Regions from separate parts of the Homo sapiens genome. Here region 1 is linked to region 2. A link is an interaction called in ENCODE POLR2A ChIA-PET data of the cell type or tissue named here. Cell type or tissue: OCI-LY7. All regions are shown on one strand. Links, peaks and the distances in the headings refer to the core of each region. The heading gives the core; the rest is flanking DNA. Region 1 has its middle 270 kb from the start of LINC02227. Region 2 overlaps LINC02227 (long intergenic non-protein coding RNA 2227).

The links. ChIA-PET counts read pairs that join two places held together with the same protein. Peaks named below come from ENCODE experiments on the same cell type or tissue, not always from the same donor. Only the 100,000 strongest peaks of a DNase experiment are listed, where the experiment ranks them.
Region 1: POLR2A ChIA-PET joins it to region 2 with 5 read pairs; 2 of 35 experiments call an interaction of 5 or more read pairs at or near these places.

Annotation. Positions count from the first base shown.
Region 1 is chr5:158,678,596-158,687,888 of GRCh38, forward strand. No RefSeq gene overlaps it. Among named protein-coding and RNA genes, the nearest start is that of LINC02227, 270 kb to the left of the region's middle. In OCI-LY7, for the core only: no CTCF peak of the experiment used is centred there; no DNase peak of the experiment used is centred there.
Region 2 is chr5:158,372,881-158,382,173 of GRCh38, forward strand. The region is part of intron 1 of LINC02227 (long intergenic non-protein coding RNA 2227); the gene reads right to left. Among named protein-coding and RNA genes, the nearest start is that of LINC02227, 32 kb to the right of the region's middle. In OCI-LY7, for the core only: no CTCF peak of the experiment used is centred there; a DNase peak (open chromatin) is centred at 4,021.

The DNA of each region.
Region 1 (9,293 bases), core at 2,423-7,422, 310 kb after region 2:
TTCAGTTCTTGTTCCTGAGCTCTCTGTGACCAAAAACTCCTATTTATTTTGAAAGCGGAAATAATGTTATTTCATTGCCTGCCTGCGTAACTCCAAGATGCCTGAAACAATTCTGCTCAAACTTCCTACCAACTCACCTTTGGGCTGAGACAAAACAGAGAAAGTTTGGGCCCCAAAGGACAATTTTTCAGAGAAGTTGGGAGCAGGTAGAGGCAAAGCCGAGTGATGAAACTCATCTGACAATTGTCATCTGCCCTCTTTGCATCTCTGGCCTCATTCTTCCCTGTCTCTTGGGGATGCCTTACTTTCCTTTCTTCTCTGTAATGTTAGCAGTCCCCCATTCCTTTCCCCTAGGCTGCTTGTCCTCTGGGATGAAGAAAAGGCTTTAAACCTGTAAACTGTATACATTTTCTCCAAAATCAACTTGAAACTCAGTCTGAATTGGATGGAGAGGATTCGCTTATGGAAGGAGCAGCTGTGTACCCACACACTGATAGAGACATCCCTGCTCTCGGAGGTGTTATGATTATGCGGGCTAAAAAGCTCAGATGTCTGAAGACTGGAGTTTCTTGTGTATATTTATATGAAGACTGTTCCCCTCCAGGACCATGAGGATGTGGAATGAGGCTGTTTTTCATTCCCCACCCAGTGGCTAATGCAGCTCAGAGACTGTATTTGGGAGTTGAGCCTACATGTAGTGAATCATCAGGAGCCCTGTGGAAATGAGCAAAGCAGGTGCAGTTTAAAGACCACATTCTCAGAGGTGCAAGAAGCTGAGCTTTCCCTTTCTCTAAGCTCAGTTTTGGTTTCAAGACTGATCCCCACTGATGAGGCAGAAACCTAATCTCTGTCAAAATGAGTTGTTTTTCCAATTCCTTTTCCCCAAGGGTGAGCTTTAATTCCAGCAATCCACATGGTTCCCAGACCTTTGGAAGATCAGCTCTCTGATCCTCCAGACAACCTTTCCTGAGCCGGATGTGGCCTGGCGATCCTTAGTTGGAATCCACGCTGGCTACTGCTGAGAGATTTCTGATTCCATCTTATCCCTCCAGCACTGGCAATTGACTTGTCTGCTTCTGTACCACCTGAGGGCAGGAGTGCTATTCTGTGACCAGGTTTCTCCCTTGGATATGGATCTCCTGGTTGTCTGTATGCGTGATCTTCCCTCATTCCCTGCTGGCGTTGGGGTACTCCGAGGCTCTGCCCCAGGAAGCAGAGAACAGAGCCCGTCTCTGGGACCCTTGGTGTTCCTGCCTCACCACCTCTTCTCCACTCTCTCCTCCTCGAGTCCAGAAGATCTGACTTCAATAGGAAGCCTAACTCTTCCTAAGCCTCCTTGTTCTCATCCTGATTCCTTTCCCAAACATTTTGTTATTGCCCACAATCCTCTTCGTTCCCCTAAGGACACACAAGCCTGAAAGGAACTCCTTTTTTCTCAACTTTGCATCCTCTTGCAGCCATTTTAAAAATATGCGACATGGACCACCGTAGGAAATGTTTTGCAGAAGAGAAAATCTGGAAGAAAAAGCATGTACAGATACCATTGAACCAACTATCCATGCTTTTTTGGATTAGTTGCAAAATCCCAGTTTACTTAACTTTTCTTTTGCCTAGAGACTGTTTAAATAACTTTTCTAAAACAGCCAATGAGAACAATGTACATAGTTAATGCTGGCAATTAGTATTTTTTTACTAAGCAATTCCTTTTAACAGTCTTTTAGATCATGTACACGGGCAGTTATAGTCTTTGAATTAGCACTGTGATTAAAAACACGAGCTTTGGAATCAGACCCAGTTCTGCTCTCACCTAACAGCTCAGTGGCCTTAGACAAATTAAAGAACTTTTCTAAGCTTCCGGGCCCTCATGTGTGAACGGCTTTAGTGTTGTTAGAAAGTGTAGATGAACTAATGTGTGCAAAACACCTAGCACCTAGTAAATATTGTGTTTCCTTTACTTGTCTCTTTGACTTTAGCACTCAGCTTGTATTTCCATGCACTGCCACTAGCACATGTTTCTTCTTATAAGAAGTCTGTAATATTACTGCTCTGAAAATGAAGTAGAATGGACTGAAGTGATAGTTTACAGTCAAAATTAAAAGATGGCAGAGAGAGAAATTCTTCCTGTCATCTCACTGGGGGAGCAGAACAATTGAGAGAAGAAACAGTAGATATATTTTTTCTTTAAGTTAATTATCATTATTAATATTATTATTATTATTATTATTATTTTTGAGATGCAGTCTCGCTCTGTCACCAGGCTGGAGGGCAGTGGCGTGATCTCAGCTCACTGCAACCTCCGCCTCCCAGGTTCAAGAGATTCTCTTGCCTCAGCCTCCTGAGTAGCTGGGACTACAGGCACATACCACCACGCCAAGCTAATTTTTATATTTTTAGTAAAGAAGAGGTTTCACAATGTTGGCCAGGATGGTCTCGACCTCTTGACCTCCTGATCTGCCCACCTTGGCCTCCCAAAGTGCTGGGATTACAGGCATGCGCCACCATGCCCTACCTTTTAAGTTAAGTTTTCTATAACTTATATCCAATATATTTTAAAAATTTAAGACAGTTCCCACTATAGCATATTAATATGTGTAGGAAGATAAATAAAATAAAGTTTGGAATTATGAGAATTGACATTGAAGAGGGGATGCTATTTGGTCAAATTTTGTGGTTGAACTTCAGACTTTCTCCTGAGCTCCCTAGAGGCCAAAGTAAAAAGGAAAACACAATGTATAGTTTGCATTATTGAAAGGGAGAGGCACATCAAAGAAGGTCAGAATGATATCAGGGAAATGAGAACTTCTTCCTCTTCTTCTTGACCTTATTATTATGTTGTCAATCTGTGGACTGGAGAGACTAAAAGAAATCAGATAGGAAGTGGCATAGAAGACAGACTAGAGAATTAAGTTTCTCTCTCTAAATGAACAAAGACTCCCTCAGAAAAAACTCTCCCTAGATCACTTAAAAGGAAAAGAAAAGAAAGGAAGTTGCCGGCTTGACAGAGCCTCAGAATATCCCCTGAAAGCTCTGGAGGCTCTATCTGGCATTGTGACCTCCATAGCAGCCCTTGCCACTGCCTTTGCATTAGAGGTGCAGCCTCTGGGAAAACCCTGCCAATCACCTTGCTGTACCAGCCAGTCCTGGGAAATTAAATTATAGCTCTTGATCCACTGGGCAAGTGGTAAGTCTCAATTACTCTGTGTAACGTAATAATCACAGTCCCTGCTCTTCTCTACTCCTAAAGTAGGTCCTCACACATAGGATCCAGAAGCTTAGAGAAGTCCTTTAATTTGCATAAGGCCACTGAGCCGTCAGGTGGGAGCAGAACCGTGTCTGATTCCAAAGCTCATGGTTTTTGTTTGTTTGTTTGTATTTTGAGACAGGATCTCACTCCGTCACCAAGGCTGGAGTGCAGTGGCATGATCTTGGCTCACTGCAACCACCATCTCCCAGGTTCAAGTGATTCTCCTGCCTCAGCCTCCCATGTAACTGAGATTACAGGCATTCACCACCACGCCTGTCTAATTTTTTTTTTTTTTTGTATTTTTAGTAGAGATGGGGTCTCACAATATTGGCCAGGCTGGTCTTGAACCCCTGGCCTCAAGTGATCCACCCATCTTGGCCTCTCAGAGTGCTGGGATTACAGGCATGAGCCACCGTGCCCAGCCCAAAGCTCATGTTTTTAATCACAGTGCTAATTTACAGACTATAACTGGCCATGTAAATGATCTAAAAGACTGTTAAAAGGAACTGTTTAGTATGAAAGTACTAATCATCAGTGTCATTATTCCCCCCCAAATACTTCCTAAATGTCTGTGTCATACCAGGCACTGTACTATACATTGAGGTTATAACTGTGAACAGTACAGACATTGTTTCTGCCTTTATCAGTACCTGAATTCTAGTGGGAAGTACAAATAAACAGAAAAATAAAATTATCAGAGCTAGAGATAAGTACTGGAAGAAAGAAACACAGGGCTTAGGGTAGAGAATATCCGGATCAGGAAAGGATTCCTGTTTGGGAGATTCAGGGATTGTTCATTTGAGAAACTGACATGTGAGCCAAGTCCTGATGGAGAGGTTACCAGACATACAAAGAAAAAGAATAGACCCTTCCAGACAGAGGAAAGAGCATGTACGAAGGTCCTGAAGTGGGAAAGAGCAGGGCATACAGAGGGGACATGAGCAGGTGGGAGATGGGTATAAGATATGCTTGGAGAGATAAGCAGGGCTCTTATCATGTAAGGCTTTGCGGCTATGAGAAGCGGCAGGTGCTTCATTCTGAGTGTTATGGGAAGCTATTGAAGGAGATGGAGCTTTACATAATCTTATTCGTGATTTAGGAAGACCACACTTACTGGTAATAGAGAACAGAACAAGAAGAGATGCAAAGAGGCAGTTAGTAAATGCATCACCATTTGTGTTTGCTGAGATGGAGGTATTTCCCAGCTTCCAAATTCCTCCAGGACATCTCATTTCATCAGATGGGCAGAATGCTAAAAAGAAGGAGCCTAGGTTTGACTGTTTGCTGGTTATTTTCTCCTAATCCCTCCAGAAAATTCCATACATATATTACTAGGTGAACCATTAAGTTGACTTCACAAATGAGGAATTACATGAGTTTTCTTAAAATGATATATGCTAATATTTCTTTGCTATTATTGTAGGTGTACCACGCAATGAGAAGAGGACATTTGCCTTTTTATTCCACTTCTCAACTTTAAAAATTGCCTTTACAGATCTTTATTTTCACTGACCCAGAAACTAGAGAAGTACAGAGAGAGAGAAACAGCCAACTCTTGTGCTGGGAATGGGGATGCTGAGGCTTGTGCAAGCTCTGTTCTTGTTGCGTGATGATAGGCAAGATGCTTCCCCTCCCTGAGTCTGCCTTTTCATCCTGTAAGTGAGGGCATTTGAAAAATAATCTCTAAGCTTATACCTTTATCTTCTAAGAGTCTATAACTCTTTAGTGTTGGGTTAGAGCAACGCAGAAGAGGTGGATCATTAGCTGCTGATTTTTCTGAGTGACAGCCTCATAGGAAATAGCATTGTGATCCTTTTACTATGTTTTGTGGTTCCTTTACCTGTAAACGTATTTTTCAGTTTAACATGTGGAAAACTCCATTTGGAAGCAGGCAGTTTTCATCCCCTTCCTCTCCACTCCCAGATGGACCAAGCTGAGGTGTCAGAGGGTGATGGCACAGGCCACAGTCACTGCTTGGGTTGCTGCATGGCCTGGCGTTCTGAGGCCAAGCATGTGCTGGCTCTCCCCAACACCACATTAGAGTACAGATATCTCTTCAATATACTGATTTCCTTTCTTTTGAATATTTGCCCAGTAGGCGGATTGCTGGGATCATATAGGAGCTCAATTTTTAGATTTTTGAAGAACCTCCAAACTGTTCTCCATAGTGATTGAACTAATTTACATTCCCACCATTCTGTGTGGGTTGCTGGTTTCTCCGTTCTGCTGGATACCTCGTGGATAATGTGATCAATGGCATGGATTGTCTTGCTGTTCCCACTGCCCACAAATCAAGCTCTTAATAGCCCAATAAAATCATGAGATTCAGGCTAAAAAAGTGATTGCATTGCTCAGATGCTAATGAGACACATATATCTGAAACAACTGATTAAAGACTGTGGAAAGGAGGTCTCAGCACAACATGTGGGGTGGCTAATTTACAAAGGTGAGGAGCATTCCAGATAACAGAATGTCACGCACCTTTACTTCCAAGGAGATGTATTTAAAATAGGCTGATTTTTCTTACATATTTTCCCATGAATGATTGGGACACCAATGCGGTGAGTAAAAGCAAGATGGCTGAGTGATTCTCCCATCAGGGTCCTTCTGTCTGCCAGGCTGTAGCCAACAAACGTTCCAACTTGGCAGGTCAAATGTCTCCAATACATTTCCAGAATGTGTTGTGCAGTCGATAATAAATAAATGCTAAGATATGTGATTACACAATGATAGCCACATTCATTGACCTGTCTATCAAAGGAGCCATATTTGAGTTTGAGTTCCCTTCCCCTGGGCCCGTGGAGTGAAGGTGGAGTGTTAGCTTGTCGTCTTTAACATTCCTAGCAACCCTGGGCTAAGTGCACTGGGGTGGAAGGCAGTCCCTTTTGCTTAGTAATCCATTAGCTAATGGGTGTGAGCCCGTCAATTTTCTATTTATTCCTTAAACCATTAAGGTTTACCTGCTGTGTGTGAGACTACACTTGACAAAAAAGAGTGATAGTTGAAATAAAATAAATATCAAGCCTTACGAGGTCTGATGAGTATTGCTTACACCATAGCGGGCTTCATGGAAAGGTAAAGGTGAACCAACTCTTACAAGTTGACACATGGCATTCTGGGCAAGAGGAGGTAAACAACTCTGCTGTGTTTCAGTCCAGAGGCATTCACCAGCGGAGGGGTGTTGTTTGAGAACTACTATCCAAGTGCCCTCGATATTTGTCAACAATGCCTTCCTGAGTGTCTTGGAAGCTGGTAGTTTTACTCTCTAGATAAGACTCAAACTCCTGACTGGCCTACACAAGGCTCTGCATAGTCTGAGCCTTGCTGCGTGTCTAGCTTTATCTTTCACCTCTCTTTCCCTTGCTCCACCCACACTGATCTTTTTCAGGTCCTTTGCGTATGATATTCAATCTCCCATTAGTGTTTTTCTTGCCTAAATCATCCTTCAGATCTCAGCTTGAACTCCATTTTCTCCGAGAAAAACATCCTTGATCGCCCAAGCAGGGTCAGTCTCTAACTCGATGCTCTCTTGGTTTCCTGTCCTCCAAACTAGCCCTCAAAACACCTTAATATACTGTATTTAGTTACATAAATATCTGATCAATGTTTGGCTCTTTCACTAGGTGGAAAGTTCCTTGAGGGCAAAAACCACCTCTGGCTTTGCTTGCCACAGTTTTCTCAGCACTTTCCATAATACCTGTTGAGTGAAGAAAAGAATCAACCCAATCTTGAGAGAGCTTCATGTTGAGAACAAATGTAGAGGGACAATGAGGGCTCCTGAGAACTAAACCTTGGCATTTCTTGGGTTTTGTTCCTTATAGGTGAGGTTTATTGTGTCATATTTCCATGATTATTTACAGTAGTTTTTATTTTGCCTGATATAGACAGCCTTATCAACAATGAAAACATTTAAGATAGGTATACTGGAAATAACACTCTAGTAGTCCTGCTCCTCATAACTCAGGCAGAAAGTATTTTCTGTCTCCTGGATTACTTGGTTATTTAGAGTTACTCAGTTACTCCAAGTTACTCAGAGATGGTTCCACTTGCTGATCTTATTCAGATATAATTAATTAGAGCACATATAGGTTTCCCAGTGAGTTGTAACTATCCCAGGTCAAGATGCGCTTTACACAAATTATAATCAGTGTTTTGAGGCACTATTGAAGGTGAAAACCAAACGTCTTCATAATATCCCCAGTACAACCTGTGCTTACAAAAATTATAGAATCCTTGAGAGGGAAATCAAAGGGCATCTATTCAGTATTACTATGTGCAAGAAACAGTTCTAGGTGCTCAGATATGGCAATAAATAAGAATGCTTGCAAATAAGCAAATATACACATGAGATAATTCCAGAGAGGGAAAAGGGCTATGAAGAATATAGAAAATGGTGATGTTAGAGAAGGTGACATGAAAGAGGTTATTTTAATTGGGTGTTCAGAGTCAATTATGTTCAGATGGTCCAAATTCTGTCTGAGAGCAAGAATCAGTATGTCACCTATTACCACAATAATGCTGCCAGACCAAAGCCGTATTGAGCAAGCCACATGGCTTCCATTCACAGTGTATCCATTTTCATTCCATTGGTCCAAGCAAGTCACGTGGCTAGCCCGACATCAGTGGAGTGGGGAACTACATGCTTCACCCTAATTCTGCTTCCTTGAAGTGGATCCTTACACAATTGTTTTCCACAGGTCTTGGTTCTGCCCTCTGGGGACCCGTTCTTTTTTATTTTACCCTTAAGTGAAATAAAATTTTAATTTAGGTACCTCAGGCTTCTACGTGATCTTTCTAGGATCCCCTTTGTCCGTTTGGAAGAATCGACTAGGTTCCACTTCAATCCTTTGGGAGGTCTTAACAAAGGGTGTGATGGGCACACTTTTTATTTGGAATAGGCTCCTAGGCTATATCTGAAAGGCCATGTCCTTATTTTGGTCTTTGCCCTTGGGCTGTATTTTCTTTGAGGATATTTCACTGGATGAAAATTCTGGAGATGAGAAACAGTATCATTTTCCAGTGTAGTATGTCCCAGATTTTCTGAGTTCTCTGTGTACTCTCTCAACTGTATTTGTAAACTGGACAGCTCTTTTCTGAGCTCATCTCTTTCATGTAGTACCTTATCAAGTGTGGCTACCTACAGCCAGTTCAGGCTTTTAATATTCCATTTCTAAGTTCAACAGGTACATGTCTTCCTTTCCAGATGATCACAGGTACTACTTTTACTAAATGTTTCACCGTTGCATGACACAGGTCACAATTTTTCTAAACTACTAAACTACTTTTGTTGTTTCCTCAACACTCACCACTGAGTTTGAAAACATCTTTTCAGGTTTTTCTTAACAACCATGCCTACTTCTAGGTTTCTATTTCAGCCTCAGTCAGCTATTGCCACAATCATGGCATTCAACAAGTTACCTCGAAGGTCAAGAATTAACAGTAAGTGTTAATTCTCAAGCTTGCAAATTTGCAGGGCAGTAGGTCTGAGGAACGGCTGATATTGCAGGCATGGCTGGGTGATTGCTCCCAGTTGAGGGGCAGCAGAGATTAGCTCCAGGATGTCACTGTGCTCATACCTGTTTTAGGTGTGGACATTTCAGAACTCAGGTTGGAGTTTCAACAGCTTCCATGGGGAAGCCCTTCTCGTGGCCAATCTCTGCAGTGTAAGAACCAGGACAACGCCTGTAATCCCAGCACTTTGGGAGGCCGAGGCGGGTGGATCATGACGTCAGGAGATCGAGACCATCCTGGCTAACAAGGTGAAACCCCGCCTCTACTAAAAATACAAAAAATTAGCCGGGCGCTGTGGCGGGCGCCTGTAGTCCCAGCTACTCGGGAGGCTTGAGGCAGGAGAATGGCGTGAACCCGGGAAGCGGAGCTTGCAGTGAGCCGAGATTGCGCCACTGCAGTCCGCAGTCCGGCCTGGGCGACAGAGCGAGACTCCGTCTCAAAAAAAAAAAAAAAGAACCAGGACAGACTTCACAGTCGCATCTAAGACCTTTGTCAGTATCTTACCACCTATTCCCCCAGGCTGTAGCAAGCCCATGGC
Region 2 (9,293 bases), core at 1,900-6,899:
TCTTTAAATTATAAAAGTATCATTAGAAAACACAACCCAATTTTTAAAATAAGCAAAAGATTTGAAAGACACTTCACCAGAAAAGATATATGAATGGAAAATAAACACATAAAAAGATACTCAACGTTAGTCATTTAGGGAATTGCATTAAAACTATGATGAGATTCACACCTATTAGGATAGCTAAACAAAACAAAAACAAAAAAGAAACCTGCCAGTATCAAGTGCTGACAAGTATGTAAAACAACTGGAACTCTCATTTATTGCTACTGAAAATGCAAAATGTTACAGTCACTTTGGAAAGTAGATTGGCAGGGTCTCAAAAAATTAAACACAAATTTACCATATGATCCAGAAATCCTATTCCCGGGTATTTACATAAATAAAATAAAAACTTATATACAAAAACCCTGTGCAAAAAGGTTTATAGCAGCTTTAATCGTCATCATCAAAAACTGGAAACAACTCAAATGTCCCTCAATGGTACATAAATTAACAATCGGTGAAACATCCATACAGTGGAATATTACTCATCGGTAAAAAGGAGTAGACTACTGATACACACAAAAGTATGGACAAATTTCAAATGCAATCTCAAATAGCAGGCAGCAAGCTTATAATTAGCTTAAACTAATGGAATATGTTCTCCAAGAATTCTATGCTAGACTGTTTGAACCAACATGAAAGTTTCCTTAATGGCTCTCCTGCTCTCAACTCCTTCAACACATATCATTTGAGCTGTACAATTCAGCATACTCAAATGCATATGCTGAATGAAAGAAGCTATACCCAATGCATGATTACATTTTACATGGCATTATGGAAAAGAGTACATTTATAGGGAACACAGAAGTATCCGTGGCTGCAGGAGTTAGGAGCTGGAGGCTGGTGACATCAAAGGGATAAAATTAGGAACTAGTTTGGGGAGGAAGGAAGTATTCTGTATCTTGATTGCGGTAGTTTTCTTGCCAAATTCTTACACAATGGCATGCATTTGTTAAAATTCATAGAACTATATGCCACAGAGTGAATTTTACTGTAAGCAAACTAAAAAAATTATTAAAACAATAATATAACTAAATGCTTTTTTGGACAGAAGTAGATGTAGAGCCTGAATTTCAGCTTCATAGATTACAGGACAGGTGACCTGAGGTACATGTGGCTCTCTGACCTCTTGCCAAGGAGTTGCAGTGAATGGTGTGCTGTCAGCAGCGAGTGCTAGTGAGTAGTGACTTAACTTTTTAGGACATCAAGGAGAGCTTAGAAGTGCCAGGAAGAAAAGTGGCCAATAAAACAAAAAAACCTTTCAAACTAGAAGTGAGGTCATGGGGTAGCTACTTCAATTGTGTGTTGTTTGAGGAGAAGGCGGCCAACAATAGCTTGCTTCTTGTGAAGAATATGTGGAAGGAAAAAAAATTACATAAAGGATAGGATCAAACGGTTCCTTCCTGAATGATTATCGTCAGCAGCATTATAGATTCCAAAGAGAAGACACCCAGTGGTCCTCATTGAGAATCCAGTGCAAACCTCTTTGTAGAATGCTTGCTCTACAAAAGAAGCTTTCCAGTGATTTAGATGAGGGTGTAAGGGAGGCAGAAAGACATAGATGAATCCCAGCTCTGTCATTTACAAACTCAGAGCCCTTGCAGAAATCACTGTGCCTTTCTGATCTTCAGTTTCTACATCTATAAAGCAGGGTTAACAAGCACCTATCTTTCAGTGTTGAGAGAATTAAATGAGATACTGCACACATAGCACTAGGCTCAATACCTGGAAGATAGAAAACCCTTACTAACTTGTAGTGAACATTACATTGCTGCCAGTTTTCACGAGCATGCATATGTTTATTTTTCTCAAGTTCATTCTTGAATTTAATTTTTTTTTCTTGTCAGTACCTCGTCAGTAGGAGACCATCATGTCTAAGAAGCATCATCTTGCTGCCTAGAGTATATAGAGTGAAATTGAAGAGAAATTTCTTATTCTCAGAAGCACAGAATCTTTTATACTCAATACAGAGAACCTTCAAAAGCAAGAGCTGTGACTTCCTCACTCCAGAACTGGTTAACCTGTTGGGATATTTGGTAGATGAATTCTGCACCACGCGCTCTTCTTTACTATGCACTAGACCAGGAGACAGCAGATGCTCTCCATGCTCTCCTTCCAACACAGAAAACCAATCTCCCAGCACCAGGGGAGACCATAAAAAAGGAAAAAAAAATGCAAATGCCCAACATTGATTAGTTTTGCCAGCTGCTCTTCCTCCAGAATCAACGGACTGGCTACTTTAGCTGTAAAGTCTGTTGGACAGACTCAGGATTTTTTTTTTAAAGAAATGGTATTAAAAAACAAATAATGCTTTCCAGTCCAAACATCAAAAAAGTTGACAAATGGAGGGGGTATTTAATAAAGAAAGAAGGAAAATAACATGCAGCTTTTGGACTGTTTGACTTTGGGGAAGGCCTGTTTCTTTTAAATATGCAGTTGGAAACTCAAATGCACTCAGAGGCCAGACTAGTCCTGTAAATGAAAGAAGCATCATCTGAGTATAAGGCAATAGGGAGTGGTGGTGAGTGTGGACCTAGTTTTCTTCCTCCCACTATTTCGAGTTTATTTGAATACAAAAAATATTTCACTTTTTTTCTAGACTCTGCTGTGGAGGAGAAAATACAGAATGTGTTATGAAAACTGATAACTGTTACAACTTCAAAGACATGGAGCAACCTTGGTCGCCATTTTGGTTGTGTGGTGGACTCAGGAAGCCCATTCACATCTGAGTTGAGCAGCTCTTATGCACCTCCAGCAACTACTATTGTGCAAGAATGTGAGCCCACACTCACCACTACTCCCCATTGTCTTATCCTCAAATACTTCCTCTCTCATTATTTACATGACTAGTCTGACCTCTAAACGCTAAGTATTTAGTTATTCAAGAGACACCCTACATATTGATTTTGATGTGATTTCTAAACTACATCAACACGTGGATGATTTTAATGCTGATGATTCATTCCACTTTGAAAAACAATGGTGTGGGCCAAATACAACATGTTTATATGTTAGTTTCTGCCAGTGACTATCAGTGTGGACCTCTTCTTTGTACCTCAGTTCGATAATTGTTGTATAGTAATGCTTTTTGACAGATGGCAATCCATGATAGAAACAACATAAATTTTGTTAGAAATAATTTCTTATTAATTTCTAAAAGGATTATGAATTAACACTGTGTTGTGAAGTATGGAGTCATTTATTAAAGAATTATTCTAAAAGCAAAGGATGGGAAATAGACCAAATGGCCTTTAATAGCAGATGGTTACATAAAGTATATTACCTCTGATCAATATTATGTAACTATTAAAATATGAAGCAAAAATATGAGGCAGTTGTACAGTGCTAACATGAAACCATGCTATGATACATATGTGTGTGTGTATGTGTGTGTGTTTTACATATACATATTTTTCCATACTGTGAAAAAATCAAAGTGCAGAAAATTGTGCATAGCATGCTACTATTGCATTATATATGTTTGTGTGTGTGTATATATATATGTATATATATATATGTAATTTAACAACAAGTAATATTACAAAAATTCCACTAATTCACAGGACACAAGCAGCCTCTTTCATAAAGGTTGTAGCATAGTGGGAATAGGTTGTCATAACAATAGAGATGATGGACATTTTTTCAGGGAATCTCATGGCTAGAACATGCTTCATCCTCTTTCCATCACCTGCTTCTGAGAGACAATGACATTGGTTTTAATGGGTGGTCACAGACTCCAGTATGAAATGTAAAGTGGTCACAGAAAGTATTAATTTTAACAAACATAACAGGATCCTAATCACAAAGGCACAAGTGAATATTGTGGTAGTTCACATACATAGGATTTACTAGCAGTGGCTTTCCTACCAGACTCTCCATCCCTTTTTATCTATGCCCTCTTCTTTAAAATGTGCTCATCTCCCCAGAGGTGTTTCTGGCCTACCTGTTGTTTAGCCACTTCCCCATTTTGGTCCTGAGTTTGGCTCATTTTTGAGCATGACTTGTGTAAGCTCTTGACTAAGCTGACTGATTTAGTGTTTTCTAACAGATGCTTGAATTTGCCAGAGGTTGTCTGGGCCCTGCTGGGAATATGCACCTCTTGCAAGGAAGAGAATGAGATAATGAATGACCTCTCTTCATTTTCTTTCCCTCAACCTTAATTTATAGCTAGATATGTATGTAGATATAAATATGACTAAAGACTATATATTATATCTATATGAATGTGACAGAAACTATAACAATGATTGTCTCTGGGAATATATGTTCTTTTTATGCCCAATAAGCTGAATATCAGATTGACAAACTGCATTTCTGGTATCACAGATGTGTACATGAAATGAGAGAAGAAGGAGAAATTACCTAGTTTGTGACATTTAAGTCTCTGTCTTAAACAGAAGTAAAATTTCTAATCAGTATGGGAAAGTTAGATAATCTAATAAGTGATACTGAGACATCTGGCTAACCATCTAAAAATTTATATCCCTACCTTACTCCTTCTACCAAAATAAATTTGTGAGTGACAGTCTATAAAACAGTCCCTATGAGTGACAGTCTATAAAGCAGTCTCTATGATTCCCACCTCCTGGTATTCATACCTTTGTGTAATCCTTTTGAGTGTGGGCAGGACCAGATACTTATTTCTAACCACTAGAATGTGGCAAAGATTATAGGTTGTAAGTGATCACATGTATGTGATTACATAAAAGTGTAATGCCTATTTTTCTAGAGTCTCACCTTTCTCTCTCTTTTTTCCTTCCTCCTTTCTTCCTTCTCTCCTTTATTGGTTTTGATAAGGCAAGATGCCATAAATCTTACAGCATCAGAAAATGAATTCAGACAACAAAGTGAGGGAGCTTGGAAGTGGATCCTTCCCCAGTTGAGCCTCTGATGAGAACACAGTCCTGGCCATCACCTTGGTCACAGCCTATGAAACCCTAAGAAGAGGCCCTAGTTAAGCTATGGCCAGAGTCTTGATCAACAGAAACTGTGAGATAATATATGTATGTCAGTTTAAGCTGCTAAGTTTTTGATAACTTGTTATGCAGTAATAGAAAAGTAATGCAAAGCTCCACATGGATTAATGAATTAAATGTAAAAAAAATTAGCAGAAACCATACAAATCACTAAAAGGAAAAGTGATGAAATGCTTTTGTGATCTTGACATACAAAAGAGCTTTCTAAAGAAGAAACAAAACCCAAATGCCATAAAAAAGACTGACAGATTTGACTATCTAAAATTTTTGAAGTTCTGCATGGAAAAAAATACTATAATCAATACTAAATTAGAAAAACATTCGTACCAGATATGGCAGATAAAGGACTAATTGTCTTAATTTTTCAGAGTGCTGGCAAATCAGAAAACAAAATTAGCAACCCAAAAGAAAAACGAGCCAATAATATGAACTAGTCCAAATAAAAGAAGTATTAACAGTATTAACATACAAAAGGATGCTCAGCTTTCCTCACAAAAAAGGTAGAAATTCTCAAAAATGAGATTTTGTTTTTCACTTAGCAGATTTGCAAAGTTATAAAAAACTTGATAATACTGGAAAGACAGCCACTCATATACTATTGTTTGGAATTTAAATTGGTGCAATTTTTTTGGCAATAGAAACCCAAATTTCCAGCATACCTACAATTGCCAGTCTTCTTGTGGGAATCCATCCTACAGTTATGCCCATCTATGTATACAGTGAATTTTGAATAACAAAAACTAAGAAATAATCAAAATGCTAATTGGTAGAAAATCTGTTTAGTAAACTCAGGGATGGCTTACCATGAAAGATATGCAACTGTGAAAAAGAATGCCTTCTGCCCATTTGACTTCTGCCCAAGTCACAAAAAGGAATGATTTACCAGCTCTATTACATCTTAAAAAAATCAACATTCACATAGCATATACAGCTTTGCTTTAATTTTTTCAAAAGGATATATTGGAATAAGAAAAGTGTGTGTGTGTGTGTGTGTGTGTATAACATTGGAAGAGAGAAGTGTGTCTGATTTTGACCTCAGCCTAGGACCATGTCAGTATGGAGAGACAGAGAGAGACATGCATATCCTTATAAGCACATGTTCTAAGAAGTAATGACTGAGATGAAGGATTCAGTAGCTTTTGTGGTCAGGAGCAGAGAGGTCTGGGAACAGGAGATTAGGGAGTTGAGGAGGATTAATCGGATCCTGGAGATGGGGCAGTCAGAGAATCAGTGTGTCCTGCTGGGTCTTGGCTCTAACAAAGCCAAAAATTCCCGAGCGCTCCTGATTCTGGAGCAGAAGCTCTTTGTTTTCTGTGAAATAAACAGTAAACACTGTGCTCGGCACTGGGGTAGGGAAATGAAGAAGCATAAAAAGAGTAAGAATTAGTCTTTATAGTCTAGTGGAAAAAAGCATTAAATTCAAATAAATATTAAATATCAGAATATAGTATAATAATATTTATGTATCCATCAAATTAAAATATCCTGTGATGATCTCCTGGAGTCTAAATCTGTCATCAGGCCTGTGGAGTAAATCTCACTGATATTCTTTCATTGGCTCCTCATAGCTACCTTTTAAGGAAGTCTCATTACTCCTGTTTTACAGATGGGATTCAGAGAGGTGAAATACTATTTTTTAAAGACCTTAGAAAGTGGTCTCAGGATCTGGGTTTGTGTGAGGGAGAGGCGTGGGTGCAGAAGAGTAGAGAAAAATTTGAATTTAGCTATGGAGCCTGGATCTTAGATACCACAACCATTCCAAAAGGGGATTCATCATCTTACCTTAAACATGCTCATTTCCTCATTTCCTGTATGCTCCACCTCAACAAACTTTTTTTTTGTTTTTTTTTTTGGTACCTTCTATGAGCCGAGACCATGGTTCTAAAGGATGAGGATGTGGCGGTGAACGAGATAGACATATTTGTCTTCGCTCATGGAACATTTTAGAAGGGAAGACAGAGAATAAGAGAGTAACAAATACACAAGCAATGCAATTTAAGGTTGGATAAGTGTTTTTTTGTTAGTTTGTTTTTTGTTTTTTGAGATGGAGTCTCACTCTGTCACCCAGGCTGGAGTGCAGTGTCGCAATCTCGGCTTACTGCAACTTCCGCCTCCTGGGTTTAAGCGATTCTCCTGCCTCAGACTCCTGAGTAGCTTGGATTCAGGCGCCCACCACCACGTCGGCTAATTTTTGCATTTTTGGTAGAGAGGGGGTTTCACCATGTTGGCCAGGCTGGTCTTGAACTTCTGACCTCAAGTGATCCACTCACCTCAGCCTCCCAAAGTAAAGCTGAATAAGAGACAGAAATGGATGGTGGGGCTTGGGGTAGTGGTTGGGTATTTTAGTAAGCCTGGACAAAGCCACTCTGAAAGGGAGACGTTTGAACACAGATCTGAATAAACTGAGAGTGAATCATGGGATGATGTGAGACAGAGGAGTACTAAGCAGAGGATGATCAGGGCAAAGGCAGTGAGATGTGAGTTGGGCCTGAGTGCCCGTTATTGAAGGAGCGGCAGGTGCTTCCACATGGCCAGGGCGGGGTGGGTGAGCCCGGGTTCAGGGAATGGAGGCCAAAGGGGTGGGCAGAGGCCTGATTACATAAAGCACTGTGGAGCACAAGGAGATAGATGCTGAGATTTTAGCCCTCAGGAAGCCCTTGGGAAGTTTTCAGCAGAAAAGAGATGCTTTCTGATTTATGTTTAGAAAAGAAGACTTTGTCTGCAGGGGAGAACAGGGATACGCCAGAGTGGCAGTAGGGAGCTCTTAGGAGATGGCTTTGGGAGGTATGGGGGCAGTGAGGTGAAGACCAGTGGCTGTGTACTAGGGGAAGAATGTATAGGATTTTCTAATGGATTGGCTATGCAGAGAAAGGAGGGAGGTGGATGAGTACGAGGTTGACTCAGGTTTTTGGCACAAGCAGGTGGGTGGTGCCAGTCGTAGAGGTGGAGAAAACTAAACCATAATACCTCTCTGCTTAAGCCCTTGCTGGTCTCACACCACCTGCAGACTCCTCTAATTGGCTTACAAGCTCCCACCTGTCCACCGTGACTGAGTCCTGCCTTCCTTTCAGACTCTTCTCCAGCCCCTCGGTTCTCTTCCCTGTGTCTCCAGCTACACCCGTTTCCCCACACACCATGCTGCTTCTTACCTCTGTGCCTGTGCATGCTTCTCAGCCCCCTCATCCTGCATGCCTCAGCTCAGATGCTACTTCCTCCAGGAAACAGTTTCTGATTTTCCAAGTTCAAATAAGCCTTCTCCTCCAATTATGCTTCTCTGATGGGCTGGGTTCTCCTTGAGGGCAGGTACCGTATGTCACTCAATTTTGCATCCCCTGGGCCTAGCACAGTGCCTGGCACATAATAGGCAGTGCAAATAGTGTTTGATAAGTGAATGAACAAATGCATGCTGGTATGTGCACAGTACTGGGTAGTTTCTGGGGTTAAATATTAAATCTGAGTATGTTTTTCAAAAGTATTTAGATGTGCAAAAGGTGAAAGGAAGAGTTAACTAGACACTGTAAGGTGTGCATGTGGTGCTTCTGAATCCTGATCTTTTGCATGCTGAGACCACATCTGGAACCACCAGGGACACTAAATTGCCTCTGTAAAGGCTTTGCTGGAACTAGTGTGAGGGATGCAGGGACGAGGATCTTAGGTATACAAATGAGAGGAGTAAGTGCAGGCAAAGGGTGGATCTGCCCTCCTTTTTGTGTTTCCTTGATAATGTTCAGCCCCAAGGGTCATTCCTCAGTCATCTCCTGGTCTCCCTGTCCCTTTAATTCCGCTTATAGTCCAGACCATGCTCCAAGGTACGTGATTAATGCCCCTTCCACCAACCCCTCTCTGTCGCCTTTAAATGCGGCCACACTACCACTCACCTAACCCTGACAGAAAAAAATACAGTCCTGTCACAGTCTTGTGGCAAGCTAGATCTTCCAGCATTAAATCACCATTAAGGGCCTCTGTGAGTTTGATAGCAGCTTTAGCTGTTGGTTGTTTTTTTTCTCTCCCTTTTTATCCCATTTCAAACTCAGCTAAAGCTTTTCTGCTATCAGCAGTGGGGCTGCTGCAAAGACAAACCATCCACACCCTCTCCTCCACAGGCACACCCACACTCCATAATTAATCTGAGTGGAGAAGTGTGGAGGACTTCCAGGCAAAGCCTTTTCCAGGCAGAGATGCCCTGGGTAGTTGAATATTGGCAGGGGTAGAGAGGGTGATGTGCCTGATCATTAACCCAGTCAGCATCTGCATAGCCATTTGTGAAATGCT